Linked DNA regions of Homo sapiens: region 2 is linked to region 1. The links are chromatin loops, found by intact Hi-C in ENCODE. Cell type or tissue: Caco-2. All regions are shown on one strand. Each heading gives the region's core, and the rest is flanking DNA. Links, peaks and the distances in the headings are about the cores only.

Evidence for each region. Peaks named below come from ENCODE experiments on the same cell type or tissue, not always from the same donor. Only the 100,000 strongest peaks of a DNase experiment are listed, where the experiment ranks them.
Region 2: it touches region 1 in a loop (5-fold over the local background); 1 of 110 quality-filtered maps calls a loop at or near these places.

Annotation. Positions count from the first base shown.
Region 1 is chr14:49,170,153-49,178,003 of GRCh38, reverse strand. The region is part of intron 1 of LOC105378178 (a long non-coding RNA gene); the gene reads left to right. Among named protein-coding and RNA genes, the nearest start is that of RPS29, 410 kb to the left of the region's middle. In Caco-2, for the core only: a CTCF peak has its summit at 4,044 (motif pointing right); a DNase peak (open chromatin) is centred at 4,053.
Region 2 is chr14:48,532,896-48,540,746 of GRCh38, reverse strand. The region is part of intron 5 of LOC105378178 (a long non-coding RNA gene); the gene reads left to right. Among named protein-coding and RNA genes, the nearest start is that of LINC00648, 740 kb to the right of the region's middle. In Caco-2, for the core only: no CTCF peak of the experiment used is centred there; a DNase peak (open chromatin) is centred at 4,236.

The DNA of each region.
Region 1 (7,851 bases), core at 1,834-6,833:
GGTTATTTGGAGGCTTTTGTGGTTCTATTCAAATTTGAGGATTGTTTTTTCTACTTCTGTTAGGAATCTCATTACTGTTTTGATAGGGATTGCATTGAATCTGTAGATCACTGGATAGTATGGACATTGTAACAGTATATTAATTCATGAACATAGGACATTTTTCCTGTTTTTTTAGTGTTCTCTGCAATTTCTCTAATCAGTGTTTTATAGTTTTCACTGTAGAGATATTTCACTTCTTTCGTTAAGTTTATTCCCAGACATTTTTTTTTGGTAGCTATTAAAGATGGTATTGCTTTCTTAATTTCTTTTTCAGATTGTTCACTGCTGGAATATAGAAATGCTCTTGATTCTCACTTGTTTGTTTTGTATCCTGCAACTTTACTGAAGTTTTTGACCAGTTCTAAGAGTTTTTTTTTGGTATAGTATTTAGGTTTTTCTAAATATAAGATTATGTAATCTGCAAACCAGGACAATTTGACTTCTTCCTTTCCAGTTTGGGTACCGTTTGTTTGTTTATTTTGTCTAATTGCTCTGGTTAGGACTTCTAGTATATTGTTGAATAGAAGTGGTGAAAGTGAGCATCCTTGGCTTATTCCAGATGTAAGAGAAAAGGCTTTTAGATTTTTCCCATTCAGTATGATGCTATGGGTTTGGGTCATATGGTCTAGGGTCATATTTGTCACATATGGCCTTTATTATTTTAAAGTATTTCCCTTTCATAACTAATTTGTTGAGAGTTTTTATCATAAAGAGGTGCTGAATTTTGTTAAATACTTTTTTGTCATCTATTAAAATCATCATATGGTTTTGGTCATTGATCCTAGTAATGTGATGTATCACCTTCATTAATTTGTGAATCCCACTTAGTAATGGTGAATGATCTTTTTAATGTGTTGTTGAAATTGGTTTGCCAGTATTTTGTTGAGGATTTTGCATCTATGGTTATCATAGACATTGGCCTATAGAGGTTTTTGGTTCATTTGTTTATTTTTGTGTCTTCATCTGGCTTTAGTATCAAGGCAATGCCAGTCTCATAGAATGAGTTTAGAAGTATTCCCTGCTCTTCAATTTTTTGGAATAGTTTGAATATAATTGTTGTCTATTCTTTAAACAATTGGTAGAATTTAGCAGTGAAGCCATCTGATTCTGGGCTTTTCTTTGATGGGAAACTTTTTATTACTGCTTCGATCTTGTTACTCATTGTTGGTCTGTTCAGGTTTTCTATTTCTTCATGGCTCAATATTGGTAGGTTGTATGTGTCAGAATTTATCCATTTCTTCTAGGTTTTTCAAATTATTGGCATGTAGTTTCTCATAATAGTCTCTAATAATCCTTTGAATTTCTTTGGTATCAGTTGTAATGTCTCCTTTTTCATCTCTGATTTTATTTATTTAGCTCTTCTCTCTTATTTTCTTAGTCTAGCTAAAGGTTTTTCAGTCTATCTTTTCAATAAACCAACTTTTCATTTCATTGATCTTCTGTATTTTTTGGTCTCAATTTCATTTATTTCTGTTCTGATCTTTATTATTTCTTGCCTCCTACTAATGTTGGGTTTGATTTGTTTTTTATTGTCTAATTCATCATTAGGTTATTTGAAGTTTGTCTACGTTTCTTATCTAGGTATTTATTGCTATAAACTTCCCTTTTAGTACTGCCTTTGCTGTGTCTCATAGGTTTTGGTATATTGTGTTTCCACTTTTATTTATTTCCAGACATTTTTAAACTTCCTTCTTAAATTCTTTATTGACTTATTTGTTGTTCAGAAGCATGTTGTGTAATTTCCAAGTATTTGTATGGTTTCCAAAGTTTGTCTTATTATTGATTTCTAGTTTTTTTTTCTATTTTGGTCAGAATGGATATTTTATATGATTTCAATTTTTTTGAATTTGTCAAGACTTGTTTCATGGCCTAATATGCAGTCTAACTTGCAGAGTACTCCCTGTGCTGATGCTTTTTATTTTTAGCATATCTATTATAGATTTTTGCTTTGTGGTTAGTAAGAGGCTTGCAAATAACATCTTATAGTTATAGTATGTTATTTTAAACTAGTAAAAACATAACTCTGATCACAAAGAAAAAAGAAATTTCTTTTTTGTGTGTAAAGAAAAAAATTCTATACTTTAACTTTATCCCCCCTTACCTTTTAGACTTTTGTTGTCTTTACTTATATCTTTTATATCGTCTATCTGTTAACAAATTGTTCTAATTATTATGATTTTGAGGCATTCATCTTTTAGTCTTCATACTAAAGATATGTGTGGTTTATAACCACAATTACAGTAATAAAGTATTCTGAATTTGTCTGTGTACTTACTTTTATCAATGAGTTTTATACCTTCAGATGATTTCCTGTGGCATGTTAGTAGCATCATTTTCCTTTGGATTAAAGAACTTTTAGCATTTCTTGTAAGACAGGTCTGTTTGTAATAAATTTCCCCAACTTTTGTTTGTGTGAGAAAATCGTTGTTCTTTATGTTTGGAGAATTTCTTTTCTGAGTATAATAGTCTCAGTTGGAAGTTATTTTTTCTTCAGCCCTTTGAATACGTTGTTCCATGTTTTCTTGGCCTGTAAGGTTTCCACTGGGAAGTTTGCTGGGAGATGTATCAGTGTTCCTTTATATGTTATTTGCTTCTTTTCTGTTGCTGATTTTAGGATTTTTAATTTTTTTCTTAATCTTTGAGAATTAAAGTGGGGCCACCACCTGCAGTTACCCTTTTGAGGAATGGGAAGCCCAGAACTTCATTTCCCAGAATCCTTCTACTTCAGATTCCACAGATGAGAGGAATTCATAGAAAATTTGGGACAGGAAGAGAAACAAAAGTCATTGTCTACTCCTTCACTCAATCTCCTATTACTCCTCGCTTATTCACTCCACTGCAGCCCTCCTCTTTACCTATCTATCTCCCAACCTCTCAACCTGTTTGCTGTTTCTCAAACACTTCAATGATACTACCCCCCAGGCATTTTTCACTCAATTATCCTTTTACCTGGACTGTTTTTTCTCTAGATAGTCACATGACTCTCTCCCTTACTTCTCTCAGGTCTTTGTTCAATTATTCCCTACTACCTGAAATCTTCCCTGAGAACCTTATTTAAAATGACAAAACCCATTTTGGCATGTTTCTATCCCCTGTCTCCTGCATTATTCTTTTTCATAGTATTTATCATTATCTGATATATATATATATTTTACTTGTTGATTAATTCTAGTGTATTTCCACTAGAATATGAGCTTCACAAAGGCAATTATTTGTGTCTGTTAATTACTGATTCCCTGGTCTAAAAGCAGTATCTGGCTCAAGTTGAGCACTCAATAAATATTCGTTGAATAAAGAAAGAGAGGCTTTGAGGTAGTCTTATTTGGGTGAAAATTTCTTGTTGTTCTTTGACCTTCATTTACCTGTGTATTTATATCTTTCTCTTTGTTTGGAAAGTTATTTTTTTAAAATTATTTCTTTGAATTAATTTTCTACCCTGATCTCTCTCTATATCTTTTTTTGAGGCCAATAACTCTTAGATATTCCCTTTTGAGGCTAATTTCTAGATCTTGTAGGTGTACTTTATTCTTTTTCATTCCTCTGCTTTTTTTCCTCTGACTGTATTTTTTTCAGATAGCTTGTCTTTTAGGTCACTAATTCTTTCTTCTCCTTGATCAATTCGTTATTGAGACATTCTGTTGTATTTTTCAGTTTGTCAATTGAATTTTTCAGTTCCATATTTAAAAAAATTATTTTAATCTCTTTGTTAAATTTCTGTGATAGATTTCTGAATTTCTTCTTGTGTTAGAGGGTGCACACCATTACTCCAGGGTTTTCTGCTGATGCCTTCTTTAGTTCCTTTGGTGAGGTCATTTTATCCTGGATGTTCTTGGTGCTTTTGAATGTTGTTGCTGTCTGGACATTGAAGAATTAGGCATTTTTTTCCAGTCTCGACAGTTTGGTTTTGTTTGTACTGGTCCTTTTTCAGAGGGCTTTCCAAAAGTCAAAGGAGACTGTTATATGTTAACTAAGCCTGTGGTCACTCCAGCGATTTCAGCACTAGAGGGCACCCTAAGCCTAGTTATGTTGTGACTTGCAGCCTCTCAGATACTCAGCCCTGATGCACTTAAGGGAGAATACTCTGGGAAATGATGCAAAATCCACCACTTTCTTCCTTCTCTTTCCCCCAAGTGGAAGGAGTCTCTGTCTGTGCTGGGCCTCCTGAGAATGAGGGAGGGGTAATGTGAGACTGTTCTTCTAACCCTCTTCAATGTGTTCTTTCTTGTTATGCTAAAATCAAGTACTGTAATCTCTCACCTGAATTTTTTTTTTTTTTTTTTTTTAGTTTGTATGAAGCTAATTTCTTGCACGGATAGATGTTCAATTTGATATTCCTCTGTGTGTGTGGGCAATTGCTGGAGGGCAATTTGCTCATCTTGCTTGGCTTCCTCCTTCAATTTATTTTATCAATGTTTTATAATTTTTGGTATACAGGTCTTTTATCTCTTTGGTTAAACTTACTCCTAAGTATTTTTGTGGTAGGATTGTAAATGGAATTGTTTTCTTAAATTCTTTTCATATAGTTCATTTTTATTGTATAGAAATGCTAATGAGTTTTGCCTGTTGACTTTCTGCAATCTTATTGAATTGGTTTATTATTTTTAACAGCTTTTTGATACAGCCTTTAGTGTTTTCTATATGTAAGATCATGTCATCTGTAAACAGAGACAAGTCTATGTCTTCCTTTCCAATTTGAATGCCATTTTTTTCTTTTTCTTGCCTAATCACTCTGTCTAGGACTTCCAGTACTATGTTGAATAGAAGTGGTAAGAGAGGTTATCCTTGTCTTGTTCCTGATTTTAGAGAAAAAGCTTTCAGCTTTTCAACATTGAGTACAATGTTAGCTGTGGTCTTTTCATATATGGCCTTTATTATGTTGAGTTCAGTTTTTCCTATACATAATATGTTGATAGCTTTTATCATGAAATATGTTGAATTTTGTTAAATGCTTTTTCTATGTCTATTGAGATGATTATATGATGTAGCTTTTATTACACTAATGTGGTGTATCACGTTTATTGATATGAGTATGTTAAACCATTTTTGCATCCCAGGGATATAGCCCACTTGGTCATGATGAATGGTTCTTTTACTGTGCTACCTAATTAGGTTTGCTGGTGTTTTGTGGAAGATTTTTGCATCTATGCTCACCTGTAATTTTATTTTCTTGTAGTGTCCTTGTCTGGCTTTGGATTCAGGGTAATACTGGCCTCCTAAAATGAGTTTGGAAGTGTTCCTTCCTGTTTAATTTTTTGAAAGACATTGAGAAGAACTGTTATTAAATATTATTTAAGTTTTTTGTTGAATACAGCACTAAAGCCATCAGGGCCTGGGCTTTTCTTTGTTGGAAAGTTTTTGATTATTGATTCAATCTCCTTACTCATTACTGGTCTGTTCAAGGCTGAATCATGAAAGAATAAAAGGCTATATGTCTCTTGAAATTTATCCACTTTTCTAGCTTATCCAATTTGTTGGCATAATTGTTTATAGTAGTCTCTTGTGATCCTTTGTATTTCTGTAGTATCAGTTATAATGTCTCCTTTTTCATTAATAATTTTATTTACTCGAGCCTTCTGTCTCTTTTTAGTCTAGCAAGTTTGTTGATTTTGTTTCTTTTCAAATACTCTTAAGTTACATTGTTATTTTTTATTGTTTTTCTACTCTCTATCTTATAATAATTACTCAGAATAAAACAAAGCAATGCATTCATTCAAATATAAACAAAATGGAATGCAACTTAAAACAGAAAACAGGTTCAAAATCAAAATTTAACTTCCCATTTTGCTTGTATGAGATCAGAATCAATTAAAAAGCATACCTTTGTCTCCCAATGATAACTGTGCCTTGTTTTTTTGAATTGTTACTTCCTTAATTTTAAAATTGTAAATATTTAAGGTATAAATGATGTTTTGATATATATAAGCATAGTGAAGTGATTACTATAGTCAAGTAAATTAATATATCTATCTCCTTACATAGGTAGATCTTTATTTAATCTTTTTTTTGTAACAAGAATGCCTGAAATTTCTCTTTGTAAATTTCCAGTATGTTATATAATACTATTATCCATAGCTATCATGGCATAGGTTATATCTCTAGACTTATTTATCCTACATAATTGCAACTTTGTACCCTGACATATGACTCCAGATTTCTCTCCAACCCCTACCCCTGGTAACTACTGTCTACTCTCAATTTCTATGTATTTGACTTTTTATTTTAAGATTCAATATGTTAAGTGGGATAATCAAATATTTTTATTTCTGTGTCTGGTTTATTTCACTCAGCATAATGTCCTCCAGGTTCATCTATATTGCCATGAAAATGGCAGGACTTCCTTCTTAAAGGCGGAATAGTACCAAAGTTTAGAATTCATTTATCCATCCATGGACACTTAGGTTGTTTCCATATCTTTGGTATTGTGAATAATGCTTCAGTGAAAATGAGAGCCCAGATATTTGTATGAAGGGCTGATTTCATTTCCAATGAGTATATACTCAAGAGAGAGATCACTGTGTCACATGGCAATTCTATTTTTAATTTTTAATAAACATTTATATATTCCCACCAACAGTGTGCAAGGGTTCTCTTTTCTCTACACCCTAACCAACACTTGTTATTTTGTGTCTTTTCAATAATAGCTATCATAACAGATGTGGGGTATTATGTTGTTGTGGTTTTGATATACATTTTCCTGATGATTAGCGATGCTGAGCACTTTTTCATATACCTGTTGGCTTCTTATTTCTTTTTTGGAGAAGTGATTATTCAGATCTTGTGCCCTTTGTTTATTTATTCATTTGTTTGCTTGAGACAGGGTCTTGCTTTGTCATCCAGGCTGGAGTGCAATAGTGCGATAATGTCTCACTGTAGCCTCAATCTCTCCGGCTCAAGCGATCCTACCACTTGAGCCTCTGCAGTAGCTGGGATTACGGGTAAATGCCACTATGCTTAGCTATTTTTTTTTTCTTTTGTAGATACGGGGTCTCACTATGTTGCCTAGGAAGGTTTTGAACTCCTGGAATCAAGCAATCCTCCCTATTTGGCCTCCCAAACTGCTGGGATTACAGGGTGAGCCAATGTGCTCAGATGTCCATTAAAATAAAATGGATTATTTTTTTTTGCTGTTGGATTGTGAGATTTTCTTATATATTTTGGTTGCTAACTTTTATCAGATATGTGATTTTTGAGTATGTTCTCTCAATCCATAGTCTGGGTTTTCATTTTGTTGATTGTTTCCTTTGTTGTGCAGAAGCTTTTTGGTTCAGTGTAGTTCATTTGTTTTTGTTTTTCCTGAGTTTTTAGTATGATATACAACAAATCATGGCTGTGGCCAATGTCATGAAGCGTCCTGCCTATATTTTTTTCTAGGAATTTTATAGTTTCAGGTCTTATCTTTAAATATTTCATCCATTTTGAGTAAATTTTTGTGTATAATGTTAAATAGGGGTCCAGTTTTCATTCTTTTCATGTGAATAACCAGTTTTTTCAATACCATTTATTGATGAGAATATCCTTTCCTCATTGCATATTATTGGTCTGCTTGTCAAACATTAGTTGGCTATATATGCTTGGGTTCACTTTTGGGCTCACAATTCTGTTTCACTGGTCTATATGTTTGTTTTTATGCCAGAACCATACTGTTTTGATTGCTATAGCTTTGATCCAATACGAGGCAAAAATGCATGCTCTCACTACTTCTATTTAGTATAGTACTGGGACCAGCAACAGCAATCAGACAAGAGAAAGAAGTAAAAGGCATCCAAACAGGAGAGGAAGAAATAAAATTATCCCTGGTTGCATATGACA
Region 2 (7,851 bases), core at 1,859-6,858, 640 kb after region 1:
ATAAAACTGAAATGATGATGATACCAATTGTTCATGCGAATGTGGAGCAAATGGAATCCTCATACATTTCTGATGGAAATGCTAAATGGTATGGCTACTTTGGGAACTAGTTTCCCAATGTATTATGAAGGTACAAATACATTTATCACACAATCCTACCAAGAGATATAAAAGCAGGTGACTGCATGGTAACTTCTATGTAATTACAGCAATTTGTTCATAAGACCCACAAACTAGAACAGTACATATGCCTATCAACAGGTAAATGAATAAACCAACTGTGGTAATTCATTCAAAGGAATACAGCACAGTATTAAAAAGGAATAACCTTATACATATATAATATATATAATATCTTACATATTAATAGATAATATAGCTTATATATTGTATTTTATATATAACATAAACATAATGAATCTCAGAAATCATTATGTGTAATGAAATAAGGCAAAAACAATAAAGAGCATACCCTATGATTCTATTTACATAAAGTTCCAGAATAGGTAAAAGTAATGTATAATTATGGAAAGAAAGATCGGCAGTAGATTAATCAAGGAATAAGGTTGTGTTTACAAGAAGTTATGTATTTGTCATAATTGATCTCTACTCACACATTTTACTTGATTATGTTTTATTGTAAATAAATTATACTGGAACCAAGTAGGTTCTGAATATAATACATGTCATGAACAAAATGCATTCAGATGGAACAAAAGAACCTAATAAGAAGTAGCTCTTTCTCCAGCCTAGAGGCAAACATTATGAACAGTTTGGGGTGTATTTTCCCAGAAATATATGCATATGGATACATTTATAAGTGCACAATTGAATTTTTAAATATCAAAGGCATATTTTATACCAAAAAGAGCATTTATAGATTTCTATAGCAATGTTAATAGAATTGTAAATTTTAAAATTATATTTTCTTTCACTATTTGAAATAGAGGGCAATGACAATGTTGTATTAAGTTTTGTTTCCTCACTGCCTTCACTTTTTAGTCAATTATAGTGCTTTGAATATAATAATAGGTCAAGGCATAATTGTTAACTGTATAGCATGTTAGTCTCTTCAATCTCTCCATCAGGGGGATAGAAGAATATATACTTTAGAAAAGGAGTGCATGAAATGTAGTAATCAGAGCTTGAGAGAGAGCTATTTTAGAAGTTTATGTAGCAAATCAAGATTTTAAAAAACACTCTGCTTTACCAAAATTTTTACATCCTAGCCATTTGATTTCTAAGGGTTATTTTTCCTTTGAAAATTAGTAAGCAAAGTAAAGCACCATAATTTTTACTACTGATTTATATAACCCTGAAAATTTGATCTATTTATGGAAGATTAAAGATAGACCAACAAAATTTTGGTAAATGGTAAGTAATGAGCAGATTTCATCTTATCTGCCCCAAAATGATTTTTTAGCACTAAATCTTCTTGTTATATTCACATGCATATTTAACTGAAGAAAACATGTTTAATGATGAATATGCATTAAAGAGTAGAATCGGTTGTATATGCAAAGAAAATGCTTCGAATGAATAGGAGAGCAGATCACTCACATTTTATAAATATGGGAAGCCTGAGCTATTTTATCTAATGATTTGTTAAATTGCAAAAGTACATTTTTTGTTAAGTGTTCCAAGAATGTTCTTCTTATTTTTCTTATGTATTCATTTTAATTAACAACAAATTGTGCACATCCCTTAGGATTGATGTAACTTTATAATATAAGATTATATTTACCTAGAACTGGTAAAGTAAATGAAACCTGATTACACATCTGATAAATAGGAAAAAATCTCAATTTTTTCCCTCACTTATTTTATCAGACACAACTGAGAAAGTTTCATACAATTTCTTTATTTTTTAATGAGATTCACAGAGGGCTAATTTAAGATGTGGATTCATGAAATAATTTTTAGGGTCACAAAATGGATCGTTAATAGAGCCAGAAGTAGACACATATTTCCAGTCTATCAAAATTATCTAAATTATGTAATAACTTGATTCCAATATTATATTGTCTCCATTTGTATTAATCTACAGTTGGGATTTTGAAAGCATCAAGACATTGAGTAACATTGCCTTATGAAAAAAAGCAAATTCACTTTACATAAAAAGTAATGTCTAAATTAGGCATTCACTGTTGGACATCTTCAAACTTTATTTTGGTACATATTACTGGTGAAACTTTGAATGGATTGGTGAACTTTCTGTGTTTTGAACAGAAGCAGACACTGACTGCTGAAAGAACAAAGTATGGCTTACATGACAAGAATGAGACCTATTGGGGAGGATTGGGAATTGTGGAGAAAAAGTAGGTTGTGGAGCACATATGAGGAATTAATCATAGAATAGAATACTGGATAGAGGTCAGTCTTCCAGCAGAATCAGAACACAGCCTATAAATCTCAATATGAATCTCAGTGGGTACAACATCCAATATTTTGTATTCCATATCCACCCAGATTTTTCATTTTTTGCATCAAAAGGTTGAGAAATAAAATGGAAATTTGTGTTTTTATCTGAAATGTTTTTATCAATATCATGTTTGAAATTATGATGGAAGTATTTTATGGGATGAAATTACATTAAGAACACTTAATTTTAAGTAAAGTTTCCTTTAAATCTAATCTGCAATAGATACTATATTCACTTTCTAATTAATAATAAAGTACAGACTCCCATATTACTCTGTCATAGATACCATGATTAGAAATCACTTTAATTCTTATAATTTTTATTAGCATTTTCATCCACAATTGCAATAATCTTGTATTTAAATATTATGATATTTTTACTACATACAAGCACTCCTTTCTCAATATGGCAAAAAGAGTTATTTCACTGTACATTTAAAAATATTGAACTTGATAAACAATAAAGTTGCCATTTAAAAGAATTCATCTCAAAATTAGGGAGAAATAAAAGAAAATGATGACTGAACAAAATATATTCTCAAAATGATTGCCACTCCTGCTTCATGTTAGAATTCATTGGAAGATACATCAATATTATAAACAGTATATTTTCTTTTTCTAAGTAATAGCACAAAACAACTGGACTTGCTCTTTTCAACAATGACTGTTTTAGGTTTGAAACTGATCAGAACTGTACTTTTCTCAGGAATAAGCCTACACACTAGAAAACATAAATTAATGATCCTCCTGTGAAAAGCCCTGAGGATGCCGTATTGCTCTCTTGGCCCTTCTCTGGCATGACACCTAATGGTCTCTTGCTATCTATTGTTTGCACCTTGAAGAAATAAGATTATTTATGCCAGCCTTGCAAATAAGTACACAGCAATTTATCAGCACAGAATTGTTTTGTCAGCCTGTCTTATCCCATAGTTTTGCCAGCTAATGAACAATAACTTATTTTACCTCAGTAACCTAGCATAAATCACTGGTTGTTCTCAACCAATGTCAGTAGCAGTATCATCAAAGTTGATAGCATATAGTCTAAAAAGGAAAGTCTAAGTAAAGTAGATTAATATTAGCATTTATTTTTTAAAATAGTATAGGCATTACGCCCATAAAGTTCTGTGCCATTTTGGTCTGTATAATATAAAATACTCTTTTACATGCAATTTAATCTGGCATATTGATCCTATGAATTTTTTTCTCTTCTCCTTCCCCAAACTTCACTAAAACTATGTTATTTTTTTTAAAGCAACTTCTGGTTTCCAATCCAACATGTAAGAGAGAAGCTGAAAGTTACCATTGCATCCTAACAAAAAGAATAAACTGAAAACTCAACAACTTTTCTTAGATTTTTCAGAGACATGTGGTCACAGGGCAAAACACTGCTCCCTGCCAAATTAGAGAGACCTATGAATAAATAGCCACAGCTTGCTGGAGCAGAAACCCATGAACACAAACATCTGCAGGAACCAGCGCTGAGATAGGGAAACCTGAACTATAACTTGGGAATTGCTGGAGGCTCAGAGTGGGCGAGTCTGAGACATAAAAAATTAAGGGTGACCTAGTCATTAGGGTCCCACACTTTTGTAAGTTTTATCTCCAGAAGCTTGACTAAGTTCTTGTAATAAATACTGAAGAAAAATCCTCTTACGCTTTTGGCAGAGGGAGAAGAAAAGGAACCATTTGAAATAAACCAGAATATTCTGCTGTTTTCAGCAGGTCTCCCCTCAAGAGAAGCTATTTGACCAGAGCCTAACCAGCTGGGGCCTATCAGAGCCTTACTTGCATGGGGAAGGGAAATACCCAACTCCAGCGCCCTCTAGCCATCCATCCTAACTAAAGGATGGGGAGGCACTGAAAGCATGTGTGACGTTCACAGTCCAGAGGTACAGGCTCAGTAAAAGAATGAGGCCTATTCATAGAACCATAGAATGCTTCCCCTCCCTCCACACTTTACCAATACATTAATAAAGGCTCACTTAGAGCTGTTCCATTTGCCAAGGACATGCCTGTCTATCAGGTAAAAAATAGAAGACATATAAAATAGGCAAGACCAAAAGCCCCACAAAACCCCGCAAAACAAGAAACAAAACAAAACGAAAAAACCCCAAACTCTACAGTTTAAAGAGACAGAACACTCATCTGAACCAGACTCAGATATAGCAGGGATGTTGAAATTATCAGACCAGGAATTTAAAATAACTATGACTAAAATGCTAAGGGCTCTACTGAGTAAAATAAACAGCATGGAAGATCCGATGCACAATGTAAGCAGAAATCTGGAAATTATAAAAAAGAACCATAAAAACTGCTAGAGATTTAAAAAATACTGTAACAGAAATGAATGCCTTTTCTAGGTTTATTGGTAGACTGGATGAGGCTGAGGAGAGAAACTTTAAGCTTAAAAATATTGCAATAGAAACTGCCAATACTGAAAAGAGAAAAAAAGGCTGAAGAAAAGTCCGACCAGAATATCCAAGAACTATGGGGCAACTACAAAAGGTGTAACACACATGTAATGGAAATGCTAAAAGAAGAGGAGAAGAGAAGAAGAAATATTTCAATTAATGTCAGACATCAAACCACAGATTAGAGAACACTGAGCAGGATAAATACTAAAAATACTATACACCTAGGCATATCATTTTCAAACTACAGAAAATTAAAAATAAATTTTAAAAACCCTGAAAGAAACCAAGGAAAAACAAATCATCTTAACTATAGAGGAGCAAAGATAAGAAATACATCTCAGAAACTCTGCAAGCTAGCAAGAAGATAGTGGAATAAAAAATGTAAGGCATTGAAAGAAAAACTTCTCAATCTAGAATTCTGTACTCTGCAAAATTATCCTTTGAAGGAAACATAAACTTTCTCTGACAAACAAAAATTTAAGGAATTTATTGCCAGTAGACCTGCCTTGCAAGAAATGGTAAAAGAAGTTCTAAAAATGATAAATACCACAAACTCAGATCTACATAAAGAAAGGGAGAGCATAAGAGAAGGAGTAAGTAAAGGTAAAATCAAAACAGTTTTATTATTCTTAATTGATCTAACAGATAAATTTTTTTCAAAATAATAGAAATAATATATTAAATTAGTTTACATATATATGTATATATAAATAGCTGTTTATTCTCATATATAAGTGAAATGTATAACAGCAATGATAAAAGAAATAGGAAGAAAGGATTTTTTTTATTTTAAGGTACTTGTGTTGTCTTTGAAGTGATATAGTTTTATTTGAAAGTGGACTAAATTATCAATGCATATGGCAGACTGTAGGGCTACTATTTTTAAAAGTTAAAAAAATGGAAGCATGATTAATGTGCTATAAAAGAAAGAAAATGAAATTATATAAAATGTTCAATTGAAGCCACAAGAGGTAAGAAAAGTGTAGGAAAAAATAGTAAACAAGGAAAAGAGTAACAAATAGAAAACGCTAACAAATATAAGTGATATTGATTCAACTACATTACAATAATTACTTTAAATTTCAATAGTCTAAATACACCAATTAAAAGAGAGACACACTGTCAGAGTAGATCAAAAAATAACACCCAATTATGTGTTGCCTACAAGAAAGACTTACATAGATTCAAAGTATTGGATGGAGAGAGATGCCAGGCTAAAATAAATTAAAAGAAAGCAAGAGTAGCTATATTAATTTCAGACATCAGACTTCAGACAAAGGGCAGTTATCAGGGATAAAGTGGTACGTTACATGATGAGAAAGGGGTCAATTCTCCATGAAGTCGTAATAGTCCTTAACATGTGTATGTCTAACAATGGAGTGTTATTAGTACATTTGGGTTGCTATAACAAAAATACCACTGAATAAGAAGCTTATAAACAACAGAAATTTATTTCTTACAGTTCTGGAGACTAGGATGTTCAAGATCATGGCACCAGCAGATTTGGTGTTTGGGGAGGGCCTGTTTCCTGGCTCATAGACAGCTGTCTTCTCTCCATACTCTCACATGGTAGGAGGGACAAAGGATCTCTCTGGAGTTTTTTTAATGGGAATACTAATTTCACTCATGAGGCTTCCACCCTCAAGACCTAATCACATTACAAAGCCCAACTCCTTCTGCCATCACTGTTTTAGTCAGGGTTCTTCAGAGAGATAGAACCAACAAGAGATGATCAATCAATCAATTGATCGATCAATAGATGATAGATAGATGGATAGATAACGGTAATTATAGGGGAATTGGCTCACACTACTGTGAAGGCTAGGAGGTCCCATGATACGCTCTCTGTAAGCTAGAGAAGCATGAATTCTGGTAGTGTGGCTCGGTCCAAGTCCAAAGACCTCAGAACCAGGAAAGCCAATGGTATAACTCTTAGTCCAAGTCTAAAGGCCTGAGAACCTGGGGGACCACTGGTGCATCTCCCAATGTCAAAAAGCCAGAGAACCTGGATTTCTGATGTTCAAGGGTGGGGAAAAAGTATCTTGGCTCTAGAAGAGAGAAAGAGAGAATTTGCCTTTCAGTTGCCTTTTTATTCTATCCAGGCCCTCAGCCTATTGGATGGTGCCTGTCCACCTTGTGTGAAAGCAGATGTTCTCTACTCAGTCCACTGATTCAAATTTCAGTCTCTTTTCAGCAACACCCTCACAGACGTACCCAGAAATAATGCTTTACAAGCTATTTGGGTATCTCTTAATTCAGTCAAGTTGACACCTAAAATTTACCATCACAATCACATTGAGGATTAGGGTTCAACATATGAATTTGGAGGGACCAAAAGTATTGTCTATAGCAGTATATATAACTGAGATAAAAACTGCTTGAACTTCAAGGAGAAATAGATGACTCCACTGTCATAGTTGGGAACTTAAACACCCTTGAATCAGAATGGACAGATCCAAAATGCAGAACATCAGTAAGGACATAGTTAACTCAACACCACTGTCAGTCAACAGGATGTAATAAACTTCTATGTATGTATTTATTTATGAGACAGAGTCTCACTTTGTCACCCAGGCTGGCACAATCTCAGCTCACTGCAACCTCTGCCTCTCAGGTTCAAGTGATTCTCCTGCCTCATCCTCCCCAGTAGCTGGGTTTACAGGCATGCACCACCACAGCTGGCTAATTTTTGTATTTTTAGTAGAGATGGGGTTTCACCATGTTGGACAGGCTAGTCTTGAACTCCTGACCTCAAGTGATCCACCCGCCTCAGCCTCTCAAAGTGCTGGGAGTACAGGCGTGAGCCACCGCACCTGGCCAGGATGTAATAGACTTCTATAGACTACTTTATCCAACAACAGCACAATACACATTTTTCTCAAGCTCACATAGGATATTCACCAGGACAGACCCCATTCCGAGTCATAAAACACAACCTTAACCAGTGTAAAATATTAATAATCTTGCAATGCCTGCTTTAAGACCACAATCAAATTCTACTAGAAATGAATGATAG